Regions from separate parts of the Homo sapiens genome. Here all the other regions are linked to region 2. Evidence: chromatin contacts called from ENCODE Hi-C or POLR2A ChIA-PET data. All regions are on one chromosome and are shown on one strand. The core of a region is the stretch at or near the end of the contact, and the rest is flanking DNA. Distances in the headings are between cores, read along the strand shown. Region 1 overlaps LOC105376360 (a long non-coding RNA gene). Region 2 overlaps LINC02669 (long intergenic non-protein coding RNA 2669). Region 3 has its middle 31 kb from the start of LINC02668.

Evidence for each region. Hi-C counts contacts between places; a loop is a spot of excess contacts on that map. ChIA-PET counts read pairs that join two places held with the same protein, here RNA polymerase II (POLR2A). Pooled maps may share reads with other maps.
Region 1: a map of gastrocnemius medialis shows a loop between it and region 2 (3-fold over the local background). The contact joins two enhancer-like sites. A Hi-C loop is called at or near these places in 2 of 168 maps with a recorded cell type or tissue (GM11168 and gastrocnemius medialis) and 3 of 50 pooled maps. POLR2A ChIA-PET finds 5 or more read pairs at or near these places in 1 of 52 experiments (MCF 10A).
Region 3: a loop to region 2 is called in a map of chondrocyte, with 5 times the contacts of the local background. The contact joins two enhancer-like sites. A Hi-C loop is called at or near these places in 9 of 168 maps with a recorded cell type or tissue (CD4-positive, alpha-beta memory T cell, IMR-90, ascending aorta and 6 more) and 9 of 50 pooled maps. POLR2A ChIA-PET finds 5 or more read pairs at or near these places in 2 of 52 experiments (BJ and MCF 10A).

The regions. Positions count from the first base shown.
Region 1 is chr10:3,718,806-3,722,135 of GRCh38, reverse strand. The region is part of intron 1 of LOC105376360 (a long non-coding RNA gene); the gene reads right to left. Among named protein-coding and RNA genes, the nearest start is that of KLF6, 65 kb to the left of the region's middle. Within about 2 kb of position 1,420, at least 10 of the 41 ENCODE cell types and tissues checked have a DNase peak (open chromatin) inside an H3K27ac peak, as active enhancers do; they include gastrocnemius medialis, where a contact is called at or near this core.
Region 2 is chr10:3,466,220-3,469,572 of GRCh38, reverse strand. The region is part of intron 3 of LINC02669 (long intergenic non-protein coding RNA 2669); the gene reads left to right. All of the region lies in intron 1 of LOC105376360 (a long non-coding RNA gene), which reads right to left. The region is part of intron 1 of LOC124902538 (a long non-coding RNA gene); the gene reads right to left. Among named protein-coding and RNA genes, the nearest start is that of LINC02669, 35 kb to the left of the region's middle. RefSeq lists an enhancer at 1,066-2,265. Within about 2 kb of position 1,977, at least 32 of the 41 ENCODE cell types and tissues checked have a DNase peak (open chromatin) inside an H3K27ac peak, as active enhancers do; they include IMR-90, ascending aorta and gastrocnemius medialis, where a contact is called at or near this core.
Region 3 is chr10:3,224,842-3,228,439 of GRCh38, reverse strand. No RefSeq gene overlaps it. Among named protein-coding and RNA genes, the nearest start is that of LINC02668, 31 kb to the left of the region's middle. Within about 2 kb of position 1,284, at least 8 of the 41 ENCODE cell types and tissues checked have a DNase peak (open chromatin) inside an H3K27ac peak, as active enhancers do; they include IMR-90 and ascending aorta, where a contact is called at or near this core.

The sequences.
Region 1 (3,330 bases), core at 171-2,670, 250 kb before region 2:
GTCCACTTTTATTAACACATCAATTAGTCAGCGTTTACTGCCTGGGTGACTGCTTTCCAACAAGGATTGTCAAGCCTCCAAGAGTTAATGATGGAAGTAGGCTGCAGGAAATCAGCTTTCCACTTTTCTCATTTTATTTTCTAACTTCCCATCCCTAAGTCAGGTTCTGACATACACGTTTGAATAAGAAGATGATCACCTGAGTAAGAAAAATATCATTTTGTTGTTACTATGTCTAGTTATTTATTCATGTCATAAGATAGCCCCTTTATCAGTTGAAAGCTCCTGGAATTACTTCTGATTTAAAGATTATAATGTCTTTTTGCTCCCAGGACTGAGCCTCCTGGCTCACCATGCACGCACACCTTTCACATAACTGATGTGTTCAGTGTCATCAGCCTGCTATTTCCTAGGGTCTTCTAGGGTGGACCACCTCTCCAGCCACTGTGGCCACAGCTGTGGTGAAAACCATCCAGTGGTCGTCCTTTTGCATGGTTCATAGTCAATAGAGACGGACAATTTTAGTCGTTGAAATTGTACTGCTAAGCAGACGTACCAAACCCATGAGTTGGATCAGAAGTGAAAGCTAGGATAGGTGTAAATTCAAAACACCTGCACTCGTACTATGGTGCCACATTGAATACTAAGGGAACAAATATTTTTGAGGCACAAAATGCCCAAATTAGGGATTTTGAGAACTGATTGTGTCTCTATAATACGCAAGTGGTGTGATGAAACGGGGGCAGTGTGCTTTGATGGTTTTATCCTCCAGAAAAAGTAGAGGCTCCCACCAGACCTTGTAACACATGTGTCATGAATCAATCTCACCTTCAATTTGTTTTCTTTATTTTTGACCTACTTGAGGCTCTCAGCTCTTTATCGGCAGACAAGAGTGTCTCTCCTTAGCAGACAAACCGGGGAGATACATTCAGATTGTATCTGTTTCCCTTTTAAATGGAAGACGGCTTTATCCTTCCCTCCCCACTGCCCGGTTTCCAAATGATTTCCACGATTCTCTCAATATGACCCAGTCTCTCAGACTTGGAATCTTCCAAAATCTCACCATCATATGGGCAGAAGTGGCACTTTGCTTTCTGGCTCAGTCTCAACCCCAAAACTCCACTGCTGCCCTTGTCTGCCTTCCCCCGGGAGGACTTCTCGTCGCCAGTTTCAGGGGGAACATGGAACTGTACTCATGATGGGATTTGGGCCAACCCATCAAAACCCATGACACTATCAATGTGTCTGTGCAGCTGACATGTGAATTATTTAGAAACCACTGGGCATGTAAACTGGAAGACCATGTGTTTGGACTGTTCAAATTGGCAAGTGACTGTCTGCTGAAACTTCCTCTGCTTCCTGTAATAGAACTCAACTTCTCCTCCAGCGCCCTGTGCAGAGTGACTTACGTAAGTGCTGTGCACCCAGAGTCAGCCCCTGGCATTTCATAACTCAGCTTTGGTAACCATGTGGTAACATGATTCAAACATTTTGCAAGCTAGTAACCTTTGCTGATAAGTAGTATTAATACCTCCTACCAGAGCTCTGCGTTTACCGCTGAATCAAGTAAACTCCTCACTCCCTTAGAGTGTTGAATACAGTAGCAGATTATTGTGAAATGAATCAATAAATACAGTTTGAGGTGGGCTTTACTGAACTGGAATGACAATCTGGCATCTTTAGCTGTGGTTGGAAGTTAACCTCTACCCGGTCCTGCTCAAGTGGCTTTCTTTCTAACTATGCTCACTGTCCTGGGCTGAGTCTCCAGTCTTTTTGTGTGTGTGTGTGGTTTTTAATGACATTAAGAATAATAAATTGGTTTGGGGGATGAATCACTATTTTAATAATTTTTTTTTTCTTAAAAATCACTATAAATGCCTGGAATTCTGAATTTTAGATGAAAGATCTCAGTTTCTTCTGGTGATAAGCATTTGTCTATACATTTTCTTTTCTTTTTTTTTTTTTTTTTTTTGAGTCCGAGTGTCGCTCTGTCCCCCAGGCTGGAGTGCAGTGGTGCCATCTCGGCTCACTGCAAGCTCCGCCTCCTGGGTTCACGCCATTCTCCTGCCTCAGCCTCCCGAGTAGCTGGGACTACAGGCACCTGCCACCACGCCTGGCTAGTTTTTTGTATTTTTAGTAGAGACAGGGTTTCACCATGTTAGCCAGGATGGTCTCGATCTCCTGACCTCGTGATCCGCCTGCCTCGGCCTCCCAAAGTGCTGGGATTATAGGCATGAGCCACCGCGCCCGGCTGCATTTGTCTATACCTTAACCAGGGATACGTCTGCACTGGCTCAGGTCTGTTCACACTGGGGCCAGCTCTCTTTCTCTCTGTCTCTCTGTCTCTTTGGCTCTGGACCTGTGTACTTGCCTGTCTGTGTTGGGATTCATGACCTCATTCTTCTCCTCATTCCTCTTGATCACACTCCTCCCAAGAGAGAGGCTGTTCCTTCACTCTCCGATGTTTCCACCCTAGTCCTGCTCAGGTGGCTTCCTGGGGAATCCCTGAAGGCTCTCCTCCTCCCGCCAGGGGCTTGGCAGGCTGCAGGCTCAGGTGCTGTTACGGAGCTACTGGTTCCCGGGCATGGCCACGTCCCAGCAGAATAACTTCTCAACTTCCAGTAGCCCTCGCAGCTCCCGCCGTTCAGAAGACATGAAACAAACACACGAGAAAGTGACTCTGCAGGTAGAACTAGAAGCTGCCCAGCTGCTTCGTTCCCAGCCTGAGAAAGCCGTCCAGGAGCAAGCGGACATCTGAGTCACACGAGGCCTTTTGTGACCAGCAGCCTGAGGCCTGACCTGGGCCCTTCTCTGCAGTCCCTGGACGCCCATTGTCAGGTGCCCTTTCACACCTCACAGACCCTGGACAGGCCCCTGAGTGGAGGAGCGTGCTGGCCCAGCCTCCACTCACCCTCGGGCCCCAGGCCAACATGACAGCCCCTGTCTCCAGGTCCAGGCCCCTCCTTCCACCCCAGGGTCCTGCCTTTCCCTGCCGGGCCCCTGTCTTGTAATCAGTCTGGCCCCTGCCCCACAGGGCTCTCCCTTTCTCTGCTCCCATCTGTCTGAGGACCAGCCTCCCTGAACCCAACCAGCCTCCCTGGACCTCCCTGTCCCCAAGCTCCTATAGGTTTCCTTGTCGGCCATCCCCTGATAATTTACCTGAAGCTTTTCTAGCATCCATGCCTTTAGCTCATGGTGCTGCTTCTTAATCTACTCCCTTGGGAAATAAGGGGATGTAGAGCAAGAGCTCAAGACTTGGGGTCAAATGGACAAGGTTGAATCTCTGGGTTTGGCCCCTCTGTGTGTAGGATTTGGGTAATTTATGCCAGC
Region 2 (3,353 bases), core at 728-3,227:
AACTCTCAGGAGAGTTCGAGGCCTGGCAGCGTCAATGGCGGGCATGTCCAAGCCTCTCCCTGTTGGAGCTGATTCTGTTCAAGACAGGGAGCAGCTGATGCTTTGGGGAACTGAAGTGGGGACCCCCCCACACACCATCTCTACTCCCACCCGCTCTCGGACCCGAGTGGGAACAGCTGTTTCAGCAAGACTGAAATATTAGACTTAGCTGCGGTTTAGTCCTGTCCTAGACTCTGCAGAACTTTTTTTGGCTCTTTGCAAGGGCGTAATGAGTCATGCATTTCACAAGCATTTTCTAAAACGGGGAAACGCCTCCCTATTTGAAATAAGATTCTCCTATGAAAAGAAACTGTGTCAAAAACACCAAAGGACTAATCCACGCACTGTGTAACTTTCATTCCCCCTGCTTGAGTCTCTGCTGAAGACCGGTTTTAACTGTTAGAGGCCTGAAACCCAATCCTGTTATAAATCAAGAAGCCAAATTCCCTTTGGGCTTACATCAGAGCAAACAAATCAGTGCCTCCTCTAATACTAAAGATTAGGTCACAGGCCAGAGGAAACCTAACCTGCTTTGTGGGTTTAGAGCTGCAAGAGCTGTACAAAAAGAAAGAAAGAAAGAAAGAAAGAGGAGAGAGAGAGAGAGAGAGGGAGAAAGAAAGAAAGAAAGAAAGAGAGAGAGAGAGAGAAAGAAAGAAAGAAAGAAAGAAAGAAAGAAAGAAAGAAAGAAAGAAAGAAAGAAAGAAAAAAAGCTCTTGGCCTAACCCTTAACCAAATGTGAAGTGCGTGTCATAGGTGGATGGAATGTCATTCTGCTCCTTGAAATCATCATTTTTAGCAACAGATTCATATCACAGTCACTTTTCCATGATGGCATCTCCACATTATTTTGACCCTTAATAACCATCCCAGGCACCAAAAGCAATCATCAGGTTCTATCACAAGCACTTTTCTGATACCTTAAAAATTTTCAGAGTCTGGGGCTGGTAATTTCTCTTTATGTCCCTGTAAACCCCAAATCAATCTCGACTTCCCTGCCCTTTCATCCAACTGATGCTGAGAACTTTCTCCCCAAAGAAAGAAAAGCCAGGCATTCAGAGTCAGATGTGGTGTGGACTGTTTCTGGTTAGATGACTCAGCCCATTTTTGTGGATTTCCCAAGATGCTTTCTGAAATTCTGTTGAAAAATATCTTGTGTGATCTGGTAACAAATTAAACAAAAGACAAACCACCAAATGCTTGCCTGTTTGAAAAGGCCAACCACAAAATACTCCGATTCACGGTGACCTATCGTGGGGGAGAAGCAGCTCTGGATCATCAGATAAATTCTAACTTCCACAAACCCCGGCTCCCTGGACTCCTTTCTGAGGCTTCATGAAAGATAGAGGGGGGTTTCACATAACTGCATTTCAAATAACTCTAAGGCTCATGACACCAAGATACTTTTTAAGGTTTTAGAAAACTTGCCCTCCTCTGCTGACCATGCCAAGATGCACTGGTGGCTTTGGTTTGCCTTATTTTGCCATCTTCAGTTTTAAAAGTATTGAGAGACAGAGGATGCTTGTTTGTTTTCATTTTGTTTTAATTCCAGAAGCTAAGTAATCACTTAATATATATTTTCTTTGACAATTAACAAAAGTGATTCATACTTTTTGTGGAAGTCTATTTTCTTTCCAGCAGCACACGCCCACATTTCTTTGGTGACTTACAGAGCAGAACAATAAGCACCGAATCTGTTTTTCACCAACCAGGATTCCTCGCCAGGCTTTTCCCAGCATACTCACGCAGATGGAATTTCTGGCTCACGCTTCGTCCTTTTGCTGTTGTTGTTGTGTTTGTTGAGGTTGTTGTTAGGTGTTTTCCTCTGAACTGAAAAAGGGATATATCTATGCTCTCCCTGATCTCTCGGGAAGCTGACAAAACAAAGAAGCGTACGTGCCCAGCACACACAGCCCCGCCCAACCCTGTGGTGTAGTTTGTCCTGCCCAAACACATGAACCACAAAGTGCGCTCATTCACAAACACACAACTTCCTTTCCTGAACAACAGCGCCTCCCGCTCCCGCTGGAAAGGGTGTCCCCAGCTGTCTGGGAGATGTCCTGCCCCGCCGCACGGGGGTGGAATTTGCAGTTTTGCAGAGGAGTCACCAAGACGAGGCAATTTGCTTGCTCTTGGTAAAGTTGTTTTGTTGTTGTTGCCGTTGATTCTATTTCTCTTTCTGGAACTGAAATGTTGGCCTTTGGAGAATTCCTGCGCTATAAGGAGTACACAGACTTGGGAAAACTTAGCACACCAAGAGAAGGAGTGGCACTATGTGTTTTGCCAAAACCCATCTGAAATTTCCTGTTTTCCACGTTTGGGATGTAACGTTAACTTTTAGGGTCAGAGTTGCTCTCTCCCGGGGAAGTTGCAACTTTTTATTCCTGACTTCTTCAAGGGCTTGTGAAAGATCTCCAATGTGCTTCTACAAAAGATACAAATGCCTTTTTAAGAAAACCCTCTGTGAGCTGCACTCATTGGATCTGAAACCAGATGCATTCAATTTGCCTTTAAGTCTTCACCAGCTCATCCTCAAGGTAAACAAAGAAAACTCAAGCAAGTGTACAAAGAATTTTATTTTGCCCTTGAAGATAGTAAAACAACTTCAGACATTGAATAGTCTGTGAACAATCAAAAAAGTTACACTAACATCTAATATTTAAAATGGCTTCAGTCAGTAAGAACCTAAATGTCATAATTTTCATTCTATATAGACTTTATTAATGACTGTTAGAGTATACAATGTGTGTGTATATTTATATACATACACTGAATGTTAGAATATATAATGTGTGTGTGTGTATATATATATATATACACTGAATGTTAGAATATATAATATACACACACATTATATATTCTAACATTCATTAATAAAGTCTATATCTATTAATGGCATTATATATATTAAAGACCTAATATATAATGATACTTTTATTGCCAAAAGGGAAAACTGCAAAAAAATAGATATTTTTACATTTTTAAGAACAAAGTCGAGGTCAGGCACGGTGGCTCACGCCTGTAGCTGGTGGCTCACGGCCTCCAGCACTTTGGGAGGCCGAGGCAGGCAGATCATGACGTCAGGAGATCGAGACCATCCTGGCTAACACGGTGAAACCCCGTCTTTACTAAAAATACAAAAAATTAGCTAAGCATGGTGGTGGGCGCCTGTAGTCCCAGCTACTCGGAAGGCTGAGGCAGGAGAATGGCATAAACACGGGAGGTGGAGCTTGCAGTGAGCTGAGATCAGGCCACTGCATTCCAGCCTGGGCAACGGAGCGAGACTCCGTCTCACAAAAAAAAAAAAAAAAAAAAAA
Region 3 (3,598 bases), core at 35-2,534, 240 kb after region 2:
GGGAGACAAATATTCCCTGAGCCTCTAGATAGGCCCCTTAATTCTCACGACAGATATTCGTTTTGTTTGTTTGTTTTGTTTTGTTTTGAGACAGAGTCTTGCTCTGTCACCCAGGCTGGAGTGCCGTGGTACGATCTCAGCTCACTGCAACCTCCACCTCCCTGATTCAAGTGATTCCCCTGCCTAAGCCTCCTGAGTAGCTGGGATTACAGGCATGTGCCACCACACCCAGCTAATTTTTGTACTTTTAGTAGAGGTGGGGTTTCTCCATGTTGGCCAGGCTGATCTTGAACTCCTGACCTCAGGTGATCTGCCTACTCCAGCTTCCCAAGGTGCTAGGATGACAGGCGTGAGCCACCACGCCTGGCCACAATAGATATGCTTAAATGTAGGTGACAAATGACAGAATTTTGCTTTTTGGAAACAATGTGCTACTTTCAAAAACCCTAGCACAAGAAACCTTGAGACGACAGCCTCTGGGGAAGATGAGTCATGCAGCCACAATGGGTCTTGTGGTTTCAGCAAAGCCAGGGCAGTGCTATAGGAAAACTCAAAATGAGCCATATAAATCATTGTATTGGGTGATCTTCTTATGCATCCTTGGCACAAAAAAAAAATCTTCCTGGGATTTTCTTTTAAATAATCACAGGGGAGAGAGGAGTTAGGACTAAGCCGAGCATGGATGAAAGAATTTCAGCCACGAATTGGTAGTTCAGAAGTCTGGGTGATACGAACACAGTGATAGAATTTGTCTACTTTTACATATGTCTGAAATTTTCCACCTAAAAAGTTTTTGTGTTTTCAATGCACATCTGTCTCTGGGGCTGGGCCAGCGACTCCCACCCTGGAGGGAACAACATATCCCATCTGTTTCCTTGTGGCTTGTCAGAAAGAACGTTCAGGCTGCTGTATTCTGTCTAAATTCCAGAAATAGTCAGGACACTGCGACTTCCAAGCCTCATACCTGAGATAATTAGAACAAGAAGTCTGTGTTTGTATGTCCAAGATCACTAAAGAATTCAAGAAGCAAGCCAAAGAAAAAAATTATTTTACTAAAATTAACAACTGTAATGATCCCGAATCCATGTTATTTGTACATATGAACTTTCTGAAATGCATGATATTTATATCCAGCAAAGAATGTCTTTTCTTAGCCCAAGAAAAATAAGAAGAGTGAAGTCAAGCTGGCCAGGAAACAGTGGAATGGGTCTGTGTGTTCACCCAGACAGCGTGAGTCAAGGAGGGTTCCACGCTGGGATGATTTCTGACCTACTCATCAATCAGACCTAAGATGAGTGGCCTCAGGTTACTGTCGTAAAAATGCTAGTAGCTACAGAGCAGAGCCTGCTCCAGGCTTTGGGAAAAAGCTGCTGGAACTGGCTGGCTTGTATTTCCTTCCAGAGCCCAGATGCCTCCTGGGTTGTTCCGGTCTGCTGAGCAGATCCCCGAATTTCTAGAAAAATTAGAAACATGGAATCAATGTCATTACCTTTGCAGGGATCAAAGTAAATGGTGAGGCAAAATATGAATCTGGGAGAAGAAGGTTTTCCAGGTTAAGGAATGGCATTTCCAGATGACAGGGATGTGAGGACAGCACATTTGATCAGGGGCTGTGCTACTTCTGACTCGTCTTTTTCCTTGTCTTATGTTCCAGCACTGAAGTTAGTTTCCCATACTCTTTTTTTGTTTTTGTTTTTTTTTTTTGAGACGATGTCTCACTCTGTCACCCAGGCTGGAGTGCAATGTTGTGATCTTGGCTCACTGCAACCTCCGCCTCCTGGGTTCAAGCAATTCTCCTGCCTCAGCCTCCAGATTAGCTGGGATTACAGGCACCCTGCCACCACACCTGGCTAATTTTTGTATTTTTAATAGAGACGGAGTTTCACCATGTTGGCCAGGCTGGTCTAGAACTCCTGACCTCAGGTGATCTGCCCGCCTTGGCCTCCCAAAGTGCTGGGATTATAAGCGTGAGCCACCGCACCTGGCCAGGTTCCATACATTCTTTATCCTCTTATTCTTTGTCTTTTGCAAGAAGGGTTTAAAGAGGCTTATAACAATATATGGACTTTAGAAACTCAACAGTAAAAATCAAAAATATAAATTATTGATTTTGAATATGCTTATGCAATTTTAATGGCATAAGGACAATATCTGGAAGAGAATAGGTAAGAATGTTAGTAGTGTGTTAGGGTGGTAAAATTATACGTGAGTGTTTTTATTTTATTAATTAAAATATTTTTATAGTTAAATACAAAAGAAAATTAGAGGCTTAGAGTTACTTGCTATATTCTGCTGAATTCATCATAACAGGCCATCTATGAAAGAGGAAGACACATTCATCTTTTCAAGTGAGAAAAAAATTAAATATCCAAAGCTTATTTGTGTCCTTATAGTAATTTAGTGTTGAAACTTGAAATATAATATTTTTAAAGATCTACTTCATAATTTTCAGACAAATGCAGGCTGAGATTCTGCTCCTGCCATTTTGACAGGAAGAGCTACTGAAATGCTGGTGCTCCTTCTTACTTGTAATATGAGGATGATAATAAAAGCGACCTCACTGTCAAAAAAAATGAAGTGAATGATGAAATCAGAACGCGAAGAAAGGTAGGGAAAACAAGAAGCAAATAAGAAATACTGCACATTCATTAGAGATGAGCCACAGATTGGGCTCTGAGCTGTCAAAAGATTCTCCAGCCAGGAAAACATACCAGAGACAGGCCAGGAGTGTACATAAGATGAATCCAGACTTGCTTCTTGGGAAACACATTCCTGGAACAAGATCATAGAGAAATTCCTCTTGGAAGTCTGTTGTTAGAGAGAGTAAGGGGCCATCTTATCTTCCAAGGAGTCTGCTTTGCAGTGGAAGAACAGGGCACAAGATCGACAAAGTTAATGATACAATGTAAAAAATGAAAAGCAATTTTAAGTTACCATAACTATTTTTATGGAGAGGAATGCTTGTGAACAGTAGCACGTAGAGCTAAGCAGTGACTCTGTCTTCTTTAGGAAATCAATGTACCCAGTCTTCAGCCTTCTTCTGGGATATACCTTTTTTGATATGCTCATGGGCACCTGACCTTCTCTGTTCCTGGGTCCTGCTCTGTAAAAGGAGCCAAGTACCACCCATCACCAACACCATCATCCTCACCATCATTATAACCATCACCATCACAATCAGAAACACCATCACCACCATCACCAGCATCATAAGCATCACCAACACAATCAGAAACACAACACCATCAAAAATGCCACCAGAAACACTATCAACAACAGCAAAACTATCACCATAATCATCACCAACACCATCAGAAACACCACCAACACCATCATCACTGTGACCAATACCACCATGAACACCCACACCATCATGATCAACACCATCACCAACACCATCAAAAATGTTGTCAGAAATACCATTACTAACAGCAAAATGATCATTACCATCGTCAACACAATCAGAAACACCATTATCATCACCACCAACACCGTTATTATTGTACTAGTCCATTTGTACACTGCTATAAAGAAATACCTGAGACTGGATAATTTATAAAGGAAATAGGATTAATTGATTCACAGTTCCACATGGCTG